2 separate regions of the Homo sapiens genome follow, and region 2 is linked to region 1. Evidence: chromatin loops called from intact Hi-C (ENCODE). Cell type or tissue: mammary epithelial cell. All regions are shown on one strand.

The links. Peaks named below come from ENCODE experiments on the same cell type or tissue, not always from the same donor. Only the 100,000 strongest peaks of a DNase experiment are listed, where the experiment ranks them.
Region 2: it touches region 1 in a loop (5-fold over the local background); 3 of 110 quality-filtered maps call a loop at or near these places.

The regions. Positions count from the first base shown.
Region 1 is chr1:22,858,604-22,866,603 of GRCh38, forward strand. It overlaps EPHB2 (EPH receptor B2), which reads left to right. Exons shown (of 16, transcript NM_017449.5): 4 at 4,434-4,589; 5 at 6,274-6,609. It overlaps MIR4253 (microRNA 4253), which reads right to left and starts at 4,623; the gene lies at 4,556-4,623. RefSeq lists a silencer at 6,422-6,767. In mammary epithelial cell, a CTCF peak has its summit at 3,678; a DNase peak (open chromatin) is centred at 3,368; H3K27ac peaks cover 550 bases.
Region 2 is chr1:22,786,193-22,794,192 of GRCh38, forward strand. The region is part of intron 3 of EPHB2 (EPH receptor B2); the gene reads left to right. Among named protein-coding and RNA genes, the nearest start is that of MIR4684, 71 kb to the left of the region's middle. RefSeq lists enhancers at 4,588-5,088, 6,274-6,803. In mammary epithelial cell, no CTCF peak of the experiment used is centred here; DNase peaks (open chromatin) are centred at 2,419 and 3,359; H3K27ac peaks cover 876 bases.

The DNA of each region.
Region 1 (8,000 bases):
CGTGACATGCAGGTGCCAGCAGGACAGGTTCCCTTCCCACCCAGAAGTTGGGAGTGGTGTGGCCCCCCGGGCACTGTGGGCAGTGGCCACCCAGACCTCTCAGAGGTAGCTGATGGGAGCTGAGGCCCCAGTGCACCCCACAGTCACACAGTAGACTTGGGATCAGAATTGGCCTCTGCTACTGAAGAGCTATGTCTGTCTGTTCCTCTCTGGGCCTCAGTTTCCTCAAATGTCAACTAAGGGGGTGGGGCTCGATCCCCTTCCAGCCCCTCATTCATCCACCCATCACCCACTAGAAACCCAGCATTATACTGGGAGTTTACAGTCCAGCCAGGTAGACACATTCATAAGCAAGTAATTAAAATAGGCACTGTATACAAAAAAATTAGCCCGGCGTGGTGGTGCATGCCTGTAATCCCAGCTACTTGGGAGGCGGAGGCAGGAGAATCACTTGAACCTGGGAGGCAGAGGTTGCAATGAGCCAAGATCATGCCACTGCACTCCAGCCTGGTCAACACAGCGAGACTCCGTCTCAATAAATAAATAAAATAGACCCTGCCAGGGGGCTCAGGGAAGACTTCCTAGAAGAGATGATGTCTTAAAGGGGTCTAGGAGTTTGCCTGATGGTGAAGGGAAGGCATTCTAAGCAATGAGGGCAGATGGACAAAAGCCAGGGGTGTGGGGTGGGCCTGGTGGGGGGGGGGGTATTGTACCTAGGTGAGTGTGAGAGAGCACCAGACACTGAGGTAGGAGTGGTGGGCAAGTACCAGCCCCCTGGGGCCCAGGGGCCCTGCAGAGTTTGGGCTTCCCATGTCTGCTTGGGGAGCTGATGTGGACATTTTAAGATAGTGGCTTCATTGAGATAAAATTCACATACCAGACAATTTGCCTATTTAAATTGTACAAATAAGGCTGGGCTCAGTGGCTCATGTCTGTAATCCCAGCACTTTGGGAGCCAAGGCGGGTGGATCACTTGAGGTCAGGAGTTCGTGACCAGCCTGGCCAACATGGTGAAACCCCGTGTCTACTAAAAATACAAATTAGCCAGGCATGGTGGCACGCGCCTGTAGTCCCAGCTACTCGGGAGGCTGAGGCAGGAGAATCGCTTGAACCCGGGAGATGGAGGCTGCAGTGAGCCGAGATTGTGCCACTGCACTCCAGCCTGGGTGACAGAGCGAGACTCCATCTCAAAAAAGAAAAACAAATTATACAAATCAGTGGTTTCTAGTGTATTCACAGAATTGTGCAACCATCACCACAATCAATTTTAGAACATACTCATCACCCCAAAAAGAAGCCCTGTTCCCCATTAGCACCTCCTCCCCCTGCTCCCCTATCCCCAGCCATTGGCAACCACGCATCGACTTTCTGTCTCTTTCGATGTGCCTGTGCTGGGCCTGTTTCATATAAATGGAATCCTGCTTTCATGGCTGGCTTCTTTCACTGAGCACGATGTGTCCAGGGTTCACCTGTACCGTAGCATGTGTCAATGCTTCGTTCCTTTTTATGGCCGAATAGTATTCCAACGTATGTGCCATTGTGGATTTTTAAGACTTGGAAAGGTCTGCACTCCAGAGAGCTAGTTTGGAGAGTGGGTGGGTGGGAGGAGGCCAGATGGCGTGAGAGGCTGAGGAGTGGGTGGAAAGAGCTTTCTAGATGCTGGCAGCGGGGGGAGCGGCCAAGACCAGACCAGAGACTGCTGAGGAGGGAAGACCTAGTAATTGATTGGCTGTGGGGGGACAGGGTGGAGAGTGATGCCACTTCCCAGGGCAGAGAAGAGTGAGTTTCATGAAGCAGTGCCATAGATACAGAAATGATACAGTGCCCGGTGGTGGGGGTCGAACCTGGCCAGGCAACAGAGCAAATGAAGGGCGGCTTAGGGCAGGGGCAGCCTGGGGAGTCTGAGAGGGAGCCAGGACACTGCAAGGGGGAGAGGGCAGCCAGAAAGGCAGTCCAGATGGAGAGGCTGGCACCGCACAGAGGGGAGAGAGAGCAGCCACCCACTGGCGGCCCCCCCGGGAATGCCCCGCAGATGGAGGAGGGATGCTGAGCTGGGCAGGCTGTCTCCAGAGAGGGAGCAGGAGGAGCCTGATCTTGGGGCCAAAACCCTTTGGCATCTCTAAGGATGGTTCTAGACCTTCCTGGAAGCCTTGTGCCCCCATTCTGCAGAGGAGGAAACCCGTTCAGAGAGGCCGACTGCTCGACCAGAGCTGGGGCTGCAGCCTGCATGTCCTGACTGCCCAGAAGCTCTGGGCAGTGCCAAGATGGTGAGGCTGCCCCTTCATCCAGCCATCAGGGAAAGGTCGGTGCCCAAGAGGAAGGCGAGAGGGAGGGCAGGACGACTCAGGGGACCCAGACCCAGTGCAGTAATCCTCATGATTACTTTATGTGGTAGATGCTCTTACCAATGAGAACAATGTAGCTCAGAGAGGTCAAATAACTTGTCTAAGGTCTCTCAGCAAATTGCTTTTGAACCAGATGGCTTAGTACTGCCAGGAACTGTTACAAGTGTTTTTACATAAGTTAAGCAATATAAACTGACAACAACTCTAGGAGGTAGATACTGTTGTCCCATTTTACAGATAAGGAAACAGTTTAAGTGACTTCCCCGAGGCCACACTGCTCACACAGGTGGGTCTGGGTTTGCCAGCAGCCTGCACACTAACCACTATGTTCACTGCCCTCCTGCTTGCATGGCCTCCAAAGCCCATGCTCATTCCACTTAAGGAGGCAGCTCCAAGATGTATTTATGGGCCAGGTGTGGTGGCTTTTGCTTGTAATCCCAGCACTCTGGGAGGCTGAGGCAGGAGGACTGCTTGAGCCCAGGAGTTCAAGACCAGCCTGAGCAACATAGTGAGACCCCCCATCTCTACAAAAATAAAAATAAAATTAATAACAACAACAAAAGAAGTATTTACAGAGCACTTGCTGGGTGCAGATTCTAAGCTAGGCACAGGACAAGCAGCTGTGAGTCAGACATGGCTCTGATCCTGGGGGAGTTGAGAGCATGGCCAGGAGACCCCCAGAAAAATAATTTTGGTGGGTAAGTAAAGCACTCTGAACCCAAGCAATGTTCTGGGCCCCAAGAAAGGCAGGGTCTCTGAGGCCAGAGCTGGTTGAGGGTTGAGGGAGGGTGGTTTGCTAAGACTTGGACTGGGAAGATAAGCCTTGAAGACTAGAGCTGGAAAAAATGAACTAGGGAAATTTATGTTAATTGTTTACATACACAGAAACTAATGTCCAGAGAAGCTGAGTCACTTGCTGAAGAACCCACAGCACCCAGGCATAAAATGTACTCCCGGTGAGGGCCTGGGGGCCTGTGGATGGTTTAGCTGCATTTCATCCCAAGGAGATGAAATGTTTGTTGCAAAGCTGTTTCCTGTCCACCCACTTACCCATTGCACAATCTCTTCCAGGTATCATAGCAGAGCTGGGTTCATGAACCCAGCAGGCTGAAGCTGGGAGAGGGGCAGGGCCTAGACCCTCAGCCTCCTGATTCTCAGCCCAGGGCCAGCAAGAAGAGGAAGGTGGATTTGAATATGTGTGCACACAAGGCAGTTGCCTCTTATAGGCCCTAACCTCATACTCAGAGCTACAGTGGGGGTGGACTCCATATCAGGGATGATGGCCACAGCCCATGGGAGAAGCCAAATGAGGGCCGAGTGCAAGCAGTGCCCTCCTTAGGCTGGCCCTGGTACTGCAGGCCCGCCTTTTATTAATATTTTAATAAATTGATCACATATTCATTGGGCACCTATACTGTGCAAGGCCTTGTGCCATGGGCCTTACGCTTAAGCAGAATACTCACAATGACCCTGCAGAGATGGGCCTTAGAATCCTAATTTTACAAATAAGAAAACTGAGTCTGAGTAGTTAAGCAGCTTGTCTGGGGCTGCACAGCTAGTAAAAGGCCTAGCCAGTACTCAAAGCCAGGTCGGTCTTATTCCAAAAGTAGTGTCCTCCTCTATTCTACCACATCACCTCTCTACACTGCCCTAGGACTTTTCTTCTGCCGTATAATCATCTTAATTGTCTGTAACCCAAGGATCTAGTTCTAAGAATCAGGGCCCAGCCAGACATTATTAAGCAAGACCAGGACCCATGCACACTGCCCCAGACATCTTCAGATGTGCCTCCTAACTAGGTCAGGATTGATTCTAGAGACCATGACACAGCCAAGCTGGGATAGGTGAGGGAAGATTGCTGGGAGCCCTAGACAGCTCACGGACAAGAAACTAGGGAGCCCTGACAGAATTAGAACTCCCACGTTGGGGCCTGGAGACTTCAAACCCTTCAAGAGATGAGATTTTCCAGCAGTGGTGCTGCATGGCCCCTCCGCGAGGCTGTGTGGCCCCTCCGTGAGGCTGCGTGGCTCGTGACCTCTCTGAGTCTTCATCCAGTTTCCTGGTGACTCTCCTTGTCTTCTCTCTCAGGTTGTCCATCTGGGACTTTCAAGGCCAACCAAGGGGATGAGGCCTGTACCCACTGTCCCATCAACAGCCGGACCACTTCTGAAGGGGCCACCAACTGTGTCTGCCGCAATGGCTACTACAGAGCAGACCTGGACCCCCTGGACATGCCCTGCACAAGTAAGTCCTAGGGCCCCTCAAGGGCGATGGCTGGCCGAGTCCCAGGTCTACCTGCAGAAAAGCTCAGAGTGAGGATTGGGTGCCGTCCGGTTACAGCCAGTCTTTCCCTGGTGGGAAGAGAAATGGAAAAGTGCTCAAGAAAGGGGCATCCTGGGGTGGCCATGCTCCCACCTTGCAGACACCACAGTGCTGGCATCTGGCTCCTTACCCCCTTCTGCTGAGTCACATGGAAGATAAAGTCAAGGTCTGGATTCACAAAGGGACAGGGGATGGGAGGCTTGGCAGGAGATGAAGCAACACAGGTAGTATATGTGGCAGAAAAGGCTGCCCAGTGTTCTAACCTGGCAGCAGCTGCCTGAATCACAGCCCAAGGTCCTCTAGGAAGGCACTGCCTGAGAACGCAGCGTCACAACCCCTGTATCTGTCAGGGATGGCATTCAGCTGTAAGTAACAGAGCTGAGCCCTATGGCTGAAACTGTACGGATTTATTCTCTCACCCAAAAGGAGCCCAAGGTAGACAGTCCTGGGACAGTATGGGCAATCCACGATGGCCTTTGGGGCCTGGCTCTTTCTGCCATTCAGAATGGCATAATCCTAGCTCACTGCAGCCTCAACCTCCTGGGCTCAGGTGCCCTCAGCCTTCTGCCCTCAGCCTCCTGAATACCTGGGATTACAGGCGTGCACCACCACACCCAGCTAATTTTTCTAATTTTTTGTAGAGACAGGGTCTCGCTATGTTGCCAAGGCTAGATTTGAACTCCCGGGCTCAAGGAATCTTCCCGCATCCTCCCAAAGTGCTGGATTACAGGCATGAGCCACCACGCCCAACCTAGTTTCTGTTCTTTTTTTTTTTTTTTTTTTTTTTTGAGATGGAGTTTCACTCTGTCGCCCAGGCTCTGGAATGCAATGGCATCATGATCTCAGCTCATGGCAACTTCCACCTCCCGGGTTCAAGTGGTTCTCCCACCTCAGCCTCCCGAGTAACTGGGATTACAGGCATCCGCCATCATGCCCGGCTAATTTTTTGTATTTTTAGTAGAGACGGGGTTTCCTATGTTGGCCAGGCTGGTCTTGAACTCCTGACCTCAGGTGATCCGCCTGCCTCGGCCTCCCAAAGTGCTGGGATTACAGGTGTTAGCCACTGTTGTTTCTGTTCTTAACGTCACTTCATAGTCCAGCATAGCTGCTGAAGTCCCAGCCATCACCCACATTTTAGGCAGCAGAAGCAGGGAAAGGACAAAGGGACACGCCATAGCTGTCTGTCTCTTTTTAAAGAAACAGCCCTAGTCAACAACTTCTGCTCTATATCAGTGGCAAGCACTTAAACACAGGAGGCTGGGAAATGCCATCTTTTAGCTGGACATATTGCCACCATGAATAAAGCTGGGCTGTTCTAAGGAAGAAGGAGAAAATAGATACTGGGCAGGTATAATTCCAAACGCAAAAATACTATCCTCAGTAACAAACACTGAGCAGTTTGTAAGCTGGGAGGAGAGAAAGGTTTGGGCAGATGTACAGCAGGCTAACTTGTATTCTAGAAACATTTCTCTGGTGGGGAGACAGGACAAAGAATTTAAGGAAGTCCTTTCAGAGGGGCTGAGCCAGAGCAGCGGGCACAGAGTGGTCACATGGGGAATAGTACCCCCTGAGCCCCCCACTGACCAACACCTCTCCCCCGCCCCAGCCATCCCCTCCGCGCCCCAGGCTGTGATTTCCAGTGTCAATGAGACCTCCCTCATGCTGGAGTGGACCCCTCCCCGCGACTCCGGAGGCCGAGAGGACCTCGTCTACAACATCATCTGCAAGAGCTGTGGCTCGGGCCGGGGTGCCTGCACCCGCTGCGGGGACAATGTACAGTACGCACCACGCCAGCTAGGCCTGACCGAGCCACGCATTTACATCAGTGACCTGCTGGCCCACACCCAGTACACCTTCGAGATCCAGGCTGTGAACGGCGTTACTGACCAGAGCCCCTTCTCGCCTCAGTTCGCCTCTGTGAACATCACCACCAACCAGGCAGGTAAGTGCTTCCGACGTGGGCCAGGGGAGTGCCCCATCGCGCTGTGCCAGGGAGGGTCCTGCAGTCCTCACAAAAGACTCCTTCACATCTATGGAGTGATTTCTTCTTTTCAAAGGCTTTTCATGTGATCGGTCCACCTGGGAGAGTAAGTGCTACCTCTTCATTGTAGTGGTATTAATAACAATTGCTCCCATTTGTTGAGTGCATATTATTGAAGGTAAAAGTTAAGCTGCTGTAACAAAAAGATCCAACATTAGGTGACTTAAAGGAGTGGAATGTATTTCTCTCTCATGGGAGAATCCAGAGGTGAGCAGTCCACGTCAGCGTGGTGACTCTGATCCACTCAGAGACTCAGGGACCCAGGTTATTTCCGTGTCATTTCCCCACGTCCCCTGCTCCTTGTCTGTATGATTCAAGCTGAGTCTCAGGCATGTCTGTGCGAAGAGAGGGAAGACAGGGCAGCAATGATGTTTGAAGCAAGGTAGGTAGAGGCAGCATCTTTCTCTTTTGCATGCATTCCACGGGCAGGGCCTCAGTCACGTGGCCTCACTGAGACCCAGGAGAGCCCAGAGATGTCATCTCTTGCAGCCTAACTTGTACCTCCATCACAAGTGCTTTCTGTGAAGTTCAGCCCACTCCAGTCTTAACTCCAGCAAAACTCTCCTCAAGCTCACCTTTAGTAACCTTTTCTGTGGCCTCACGTCATCCTCCACCCCCCACCCTTCTTTCCTTCACGGCAAAAAAGGAAGTTGCCGGCCACCACAGTCTCCCCTCCACCCTGTTCTCTCTCTAGTCCCCACTCCACTTGGGCTCCTAGCCTCCCCTCTCTACCAGGACCACTGTCCTCAGTGTCATAGGAGGCTAAGTCCTAGAGATGCTTCCCAGCCTCATCCCCCCACCTGAGGGCCACATGAGATTATCGAGGACATTATGCTATCTGTGGGTAGAAGATCTCATGGTTGGCACTGTGAGTGTGCCCCTCAGTTATTCACTCAGCAACCTTTGCCAAACCCCTACAGTAAGCATGGTCAGGGCCATGTCCATGGAAGAGCTAAGGGAGGCCAGGCTGCAAGAGGGAAAGTGACTGGGCTCCCGAGCTGATCTTTCTGATGTAGGGTGGGGCCCACATGGTAAGCATGCAGGGATCCAGTTGTGGAAGTCCAGGCCCAGGAAGTCTTCCTGGAGGAGGTGGAATTTGACTTGCAGTTTGAAGGACCAGTCGAAATTTTTTCTTTAGAGATGGAGTCTTGTATGTTGCCCAGGCTCATCTTGAACTCCTGGCCTCAAGTGATCCTCCTGCCTCAGCCTCCCAAAGTGCTGGGATTACAAACAAGAGCTGCTTCACCCAGCCAGTAGAATGTTGAAGGGAACAATAGAAAAAAATGGAATTC
Region 2 (8,000 bases), 72 kb before region 1:
TTCCTAGGCTGGTGTGAGGAGTCAGGAACTTGAGGCATGCAAAGTACTTGTAATGGTTTCCAGTACACAGGAAGTGCTTAATAGATGTTAACTAAATGAGATGATGTGTACAAAGCCCAGATGCTCAGCCTGTGAGCTGCAATGGTGGTGCTGGGGGTATAGGGGACTTGAAGCTACTTGTGTCATGTCCTCTTGCATTCCCCATTGGATTCAGAGGTTGGGGCCAGATCCTGGGGTGCCTCAGATGCCAGGTTAAAGGTTTGGACCCTAATCCAGTGGCCTTGGAGAAGGCCAGGGATACTTTAGCCTGGGGGTGGTTGCAGTGATCCTTACGTGATAAAATGCTTGTTAAATCTACCAGCTCTGTGCTTCCTCCCTCGGAGACAAGCAAGGCAGCTTTTCAAGATACCTAGAAGGACAGATGGGGGTGCCAGAGACAGGAGGAAGGGGCCTATAAGGGAACCATTGTTTTCATCTCAAGAGACAGCCTGGAGTGGGGCATCCACCTGTGCTGGGGAAGAGGAGAGGCGAGATCAAAGGATGTTTTGCCAATGAAAGGGATAGGATGGGAAGGAAGACAGGATGGAAAGGGAGGAGAGGTAAGAGTCACAGGGAACAGGGCATTCCAGCTTGCAGAAAGGTGATGGTTCTAGAAAAGAAATGGGCAAGTTAGGAGAAAGGGCTGGTTTCTTGGGGAAGATAACAAATTTGGTTTTACGTCCTTGGGTATAAAAGTGCACAGCCTTGGAAGGTGGCAGTGGTGAGACAGTGTGTGGGTGGCAGAACAAGTGAATGGGAAACCAGCCACTCACTGTTGATGGTTTGTTCAGTCATCAAACTTTTACTGAGCCTGCTCTGTGTTAGACCTTATGTTGAGCATCAGGCAGTACAGAGAAGAATCAGACTGTGGCTCTGCCTTCTGGAGCTCAGAGTCTAGCAAGGGAGACAGACAAATAAATGTACAAAGGTGGTGATGTGTTAGACTTGTTTTAATAGGAACTGCTCAGGCTACAGTGGGCGCAGAAAATGACAGAAGGCTTCACAGAGGAGGTGACATTGGAGCTGAGTCTTGGGTGGGTGGCCCAGGAATGCTGGAGGATGGAGCTGCATGAATAAAGGCCTGGGAACATGAATCAACTTGGCCCATTAGGGAGGCAGTTTTGGTATGGCCATGGCTAAGGGCTGGAGGAGGGATGTAGGAAGAACTGTGACAGGCGGGGTGTTCAGATGAGAAGGTATATTCATTACCTATTGCTGCATAAAAAACAACCAACAGATCAGGTATGGTGGCTCATGCCTGTAATCCTAGCACTTTGGGAGGCTGAGGCAGGAAGATTGCTTGAGCCCAGGAGTTTCAGACCAACCTGGGCAACATAGTGAGACCCTGTCTCTACAAAGAAAGAAAAAGAAAAAAATTAGCCAGGTGTGGTGATGTGCATCTGTAGTTCCAGCTACTTAGGAGGCTGAGGTGGGAGGATCGCTTGAGGCTGTAGTGGGCTATGATTATGCCACTGCACTCCAGCCTGGGTGACAGAGCAAGACCCTGTCTCTAAACAACAACAAACATGCATTATCTCATAGTTTCTGAGGGTCAGGAATCCAGGTGTGGTTTAGCTGGGTTCTTCTGGCTCAGATTTTCCCATGAGGTTGCACTCAAGGTGTGGCCTGGGGCTGCAGTTTCTTCTGAAGGCTGGACCAGGGAGGGGTCTGCTTTTAAGGTCACTCACGGGGTTGTTGGCAGGACTCTGTCCCTCACCACATGGGCCTCTTGCATGTGCAGTGACATTCCCCAGAGTGAGAGAGCCAAGAGAGAATACCAGCAAACACCCAAGACAGAAGCCACAATCTTTTATAACCTAATCCAGAAGTGACATCTTGCCACTTCTGCCATATTCTCTGCATTAAAAGCAAGTCACCCAATTCAGCCCATACCCCAGGGGAGGGAATTACACAGGGTGTGAATGCCAGGAGGTGGGATCATGGGGCCATGTTAGAGGCTGCCTGGCATAGGCAGGTTCTCAGAGTCAGAGCTACTCCTTGCAGATGGTGAGGGTGCAAGGTGGGGCAGGGTTAAGGTGTGCCCAGCCCTGGCTCCCTTCCAGGCTCCCTTCCACTCTCATCTTCCCCTGGACCTGAAAGCCTCCCCAAGGCCTCAGCCCAGCCCAGCCATCCACTGAGTGTGAGTGGGGTCCAGTCAGGGTGTGATTAATGAGCTCAGGGAGCCCAGAAGGACACCAGCTGTTGCTGTGGCCTGTGCTGCTGTCACCCAGATGTGAGGCTGCTGCAGCCCAAGCCCCATAGGCACTGGCCCTGCTGGAGCAGGACGTGCAGGAATGGTGATTCCAGCTCACATCCAAGTAACATTGGCCAAGTGCTTTCTCGTCCTCTAGCTTAGGGCTTCTCAACCTTTATTGTGGATCAGAGTCACCTGGTTAGTTGGTTAAAGTGCAGGTTTCTGGGTCTGACTCAAACCTCTCCCCCAGGTCTGGGAATGTGGCTCTGAGATGGGGCCAAGAATCAGCAGGGTTTATTTTGTTTTGTTTTTTTGTCTTTTGTTTTTGTTTTTTTTTTTTTTTTTTTGTGACAGGGTCTCACTTTATCACTCAGGCTGGAGCGTAGTGGTGCAGTCTCAACTCACTGCAAGCTCTGCCTCCTGGGTTCAAGCAATTCTTGTGCCTCAGCCTCCTGAGTAGCTGGGATTACAGGCGTGCACCATCATGCCCAGCTAATTTTTGTATTTTTAGTAGAGATGGGGTTTCACCATGTTGACCAGGCTGGTCTCGAACTCCTGGACTCAAGTGATCCACCTGCCTTAGCCTCCCTAAAGCTGGGATTACAGGCATGAGCCACCGTGCCCAGCTGGAATCAGCATTTTTAAACAAGCAGTCCTGATGATTCTGTACCAGGACCATGAGCTCAGACGCACGATGTGATAACACATGTTTGGCTGGACCAAGCTGGGACCTAAGGCCAAAGAAAGGACACTAGCCCAGCCCCAACACCACCCCAGGGATTGTCCTCCCTGGGGCAGTGGAACATTAGCAGAATCTCTAAGAGGATGTGGTTTGAAAAGATGCATTTAATATTGAGATATAATTTAATAGGAAAACATCCATTGCTTTGTTAATATAAATTAGAGAAAATAAGGCTGGATTAAGTCTTCTTGGCAGATGGAGAGTGGGGGAGTCCTCAGAGGGAGTGGCCACCATTCCTGGTGTGGGCAGTGATGGTGAACAAAGGCTTACTAGTTCCCAGTGCAGTGAGTGGGCTAAACTGATTCAATCTGACCAACTTCTCTGGTGCCTACTGTGTACAGGGCACAGCGGGAGAGGGGAGGGGCCTGGGGAAGCCAACCATTCAACATGCATGTTTTGAGTAACCTCTGTGGGTCATTTAGCCCTCTAACAAATATGCGTTGCATACCTGCTGTGAGCCAGACACATTCCAGGTGCAGGGAGATACGGAAATGAACAAGACGGACACATCAGTGCCCTCCCAGAGTTTTTTGTCTGAGTGGGTGGATAGGAGAAGACAGAAGAAAAAGTCAGTGAGCAAATAAATAAACTAGTTGCAGAATGTGATGAGTGAAGGGGGAAAGAATTGTGCAACAATAGAGATCAAAAAGTGGCCGTGCTTCAGGAAGGGCTTCCTGGAAGAGGTATCATTGAGCTGATGGGCCTGAGAAGGCTGTGGGGAAAGCATTCCAGGCAGAGGGTCCCTGAGAAACCCTGACACTCAGGGCTTGGTCTGAAGTGGCTCCTGGGTGAGCAGGGGACTCAGACACCCAGGGAACGAGGCAGAGTATGGTGCTGCCACAAATGAGATCCATCCAGGCAAAGTGCTTTGAGAATATGAGGAAAAAGCCATCTTGTATGACTGGGTATCTCAGAAGGCTTCAAGGAGGGAGTAGCATTTGAATTAGGCCTTGAAGAGTGAGTAGGATTTGGATGGGTGAAGGTAGGGAGGAAGGGAATTGTAGGCAGAGAGAACTATACGAATAAAGGCCCCAAGGTGTGACAGTACAAGGCATATTTGATGGGTAGAAAGGGCTTTGCAGTGTATAGGGATTAGGACACAATTTTCCCCTATTTATTCACCTGTTCATTTTTTATCGCATGCCTAATCGGGGTCTACACTGGGCATACAGCTGCCAGGTGAGGATTCCTGGGACTTCCTTTAGAAGAGCCCTGTTCCCTCCCCAACCCCAGTCCCCGCTGGGGCTTCCTGCCAGCAGGTCTGCTGGGAGTGGCAGAAGGTGTCCCTGGAATGCCTTCTTTGCAGCAGCTGCCCGCACCCAAGTCTGTTTCTCTGACTCTTTCTAGAGTATGATAGGTGTGATTGTGAATGTTCCCCTGCCCCAGTTTCTCCAAGCCTGCCTGTCTCCAGATCCCTGTTCTCCTTGGTCTCTCCTTACCCACCTCAGTCCCACTTCTGCCTGCCCAGCAGGAACCCCCAACCTAGCCTTCTTTGGGGACCTTGCTCTGTTCTCTCCCAGTGGCCAACCCGCATCTGCGAGGGATCTGGAGGCAGTTCCGCAGTGAGCATGATTGCTGCGATGCTATCGGACGTAATGGGATTTTTAATATTTAGCTTGGATGGGGAGAGGGGCTGCTAGCCAGCTCGGGGTGGTTGCACGCACATGTTGATTCGCTGGCTCCAGCTCAGACTCCCCAGTTCCCAGCTGCTGGGTTTCTCCTCCCAGCCTCTCCCTCTTGTCTGCCCTGCCCTGCTGTGCAGCCCCTGCTCTCTCCCCAGCTCATGGCCTCTCCTTGACCTTGGCTTCAGAGACCTGCTTTCAAACCCCAGCCCTACCTCTCACTAGCTGTGTGACCTTGGGTGAGCCACTGACCCTCTCCCAACCTTTGTTTTCTCATCTGCAAAACAGAATAAACAGAGGGCTGTTATACAGAGTAAATGAGAAAATACCCAGAAGAGTGTTATAAAAATAAGATTAAGGACTTTTATGAACACTGTCTTTGCCTGTGAACTTTTTTTTTTTCCTGGTGAGCTTTTTATTTTGAGGAAAAAATAACTTTTCCTTATCACAAAAGCAATGCAGGTTATTTGTAGAATCTTTAGAAATTACTGATAAGCAAAAAGGAAGAAATTAAAATCACCCATAATCCTATCATCCAGAAATAAGCACTGTGAAACAAACTGGTATAGGTTCTTCCAGGTGGATTTATGTGTATTTACACATACTGATTTTTTGTTTTAAGAAAAAAATGGACTTCTGCTTAAATTACATGGGTTTCTTTCTTTCTTTCTTTCTTTCTTTCTTTTTTTTTTTTTTTTTTTCCTTTCAGAGAGACAGGATCTCACTATGTTGTCCAGGCTGGTCTTGAACTCGTGGCCACAAATGATCCTCCCACCTCAGCCTCCCAAAGTGTTGGAATTATAGGCATGAACCACCATGCCCAGGAGGAGAATTTTTGATAATAATATTTTGTGGACATCTTTGCATATCATGTCAGAGCTATAACATCATTGTGGAGAAGCTCTTAGGATCCCATAGAATAAATGTACCGTAATTTATTTACTACTGCTCTGTTGATTGACAGATAGATTGCTTGCAGTATTTCACTATCTTAAACAAATGCTGGGGTGAGCCTCATTGTTTCTCTGTCTTTTTGCATTGCTGCTGATATTTGCGTAGGATACATTTCTAGGCGTGGAATTGTAGGGTCAAAGGGCATGTACTTTTTTTAGAGCTTTTGACAAACATTGCCAAATTACCCTCCAGAAAGGCTGGACCAAGTTACCCTCCAAGCAGCTGCCTTTGAGAGTGCCTGTTTGCTGGCATGCTCTCCAGCATGGGATGTTATGCCTGTGGCTTTATTTTCTGTTTCACTCCAGAATCCTGTGCTTCCCAGCCAAGGGAGGGAGGGGCCAGGGGTCCTTTCTGGGCCTTCAGAGTTGGATCCTCCTTCCCACCCTGCTTTCAGCTCGAGCCCTTCTTACAGAGGCTGGACCAGTGGCCCAGAAGTGTCTGGGGGAGTCTGCGGGGGTGGGGTGCGGTCAATGGGGTGGGCTCTGGGAGGGAGGCCGCCAGCTGGCAGCCTGTGCTATGCTGACTGGGGAAGGGTGTGAGGGTTGGAATGCTGGGTGGGAGGGGAGGCCCAGACCCCCACATAGAAATTCTGCTGCTTCTCTTCAAGGACAGGGTGGAGACACCCAGTTGAGGGAGAAGGAGGGGGGACAGACAACTCCTGCAGACCCCCAGGCTCAGGCCAGGGCTGAGACCACACAGGCCAGCCTTTTGTGAAGGGAATTAGATAGGGACCCTGGCCAATGTACTCAAGTGATTCAGGCCTTTGCTCTTAAAAATAGGAAAAATTCTACACCCTCCCCAACTTCCCCTTTCCTATCCATCCATTGGTCCATCCATCCATCCATCCATCCATCCATCTGTCCATGATACATCCATCCATCAGACATCCACTGAAATCATTCAGCTCTTGATTTTTCTTCTTCTTGGAGGGCTCAGTGATGTCTTCATTGAGGACCAGGAAGCTAACACTTGTTGAGTGTCATGTGCCAGGCATTAGGGGGCCTTGGAAATGGCCATGATGACCCCTGCCCCCAAGGCCCACCCAGCCTAGAGATGGTGACAGATACATCTACAGACAGTGAAGGTGCAGGGGGACTGGGGTTGTGCTGAGGAAAGCAGAGCAGGCAGGGAGGGTCTGTGGAAGCTGACGGAGGCACCCAGCCCATCCAGGGGAGCGTCAGCCAGGAACAGGCGGTCAGAGGACGGCCTCCAGGAGGAGGGGCCACTGCGGTGGAAGCTGAGCGAGGAGCAAGAGTTAGGCAGGTGAGGAGGAGGTGGAAAGGCCTGGAGGCAGCCAGAGTGCATGCTCCTGGGAAGGGTGGGGGTCAGTCACCTCAGTCCTCTCTCCTCTCTGAGTCAGCTAAATGGAAGGTTCTGGATCTCAGGACATGAGATGATTCTTTCTCTCTGGTCTTCAAATTCCTAGTGATCTGGGTAGGAAATATGGGACAATTTGGGCTTCAGAACAGCTCATTCATTTTTCACTCAAATACCACTTCCAGGACACCTGCTGTGTACCAGTTCCTAGGCCAGGTGTGGGAGCTGCCCAGATGCTGAAGGCCCTCCGTACCGTCCCTCGGGCTGCCAGTCTAGGGCGCAGGAGAGAGCTCTATCCATAACTACAGACTTGGGGTGCTTAGGAGGGAATGGGGAGAGAGCCAAGAAGGCTTCCTGGAGGAGGAGCCATTTTCCCAGGGCTTTGGAGGATGAGAAGAACCAAGGGCTGAAAGGGCAATTAGTCCAGGAAAAAAATGGTTGGAAATGGTGGTGGTTTTTTTCTTTTTAAACCCTAGCCTCTTGCTTATCCCCAGACAAGGTGCAGCCATCCAGGGAAGAGCAGAAGAAAGGTGTTCTTGGCCAAGGGAGGATGGTGGAAGTGCTGCCAGGGTTTCAGTTCTACTGCCCTCGCAGGCTGAGGGTAGTCCTGAGAGGCCTGGAGGAGGCCCGAGACAGGGAGGTGAAAGGTGCCACCTGTGTGTCCCGCACTGTGGTATATGCTATGCTTCCATTATCTTATTGAAACTTCTGTTGGTATTATTAGCTCTATTTTACAAATGATGAGACTGAGGCCCAGAGAGGGTCATCAAGCTGCCCAAGGCCACACAGCCACTAAGTAGCCAAGCTAGAATTTGAACCTGGCTTTCTGCAGCTTGCTGGGACAACTTATTAACCTGAAGAGATTAATAAGTTGTCCAGATGTACTCACCTTTTATACCTGAATGTACTCACCTTTTATACCTGAGGCCCATGTCTTATCCACATGGTCATTGAGTCCCAATCCTGTAGACCCTATGGAGAGTGACCAGCAGGGTGTGATAGAAAGAACCTCAGTTTGCTTACCTGGGAAATGGAAACATTACACCCTGGCCTGCCTACCTCCAGATGACGGAGGATCCCCTGAGATGGTGGAAGTGAAAAGAGCTTGGCAGATAACCGGCTAAGGGGCTCA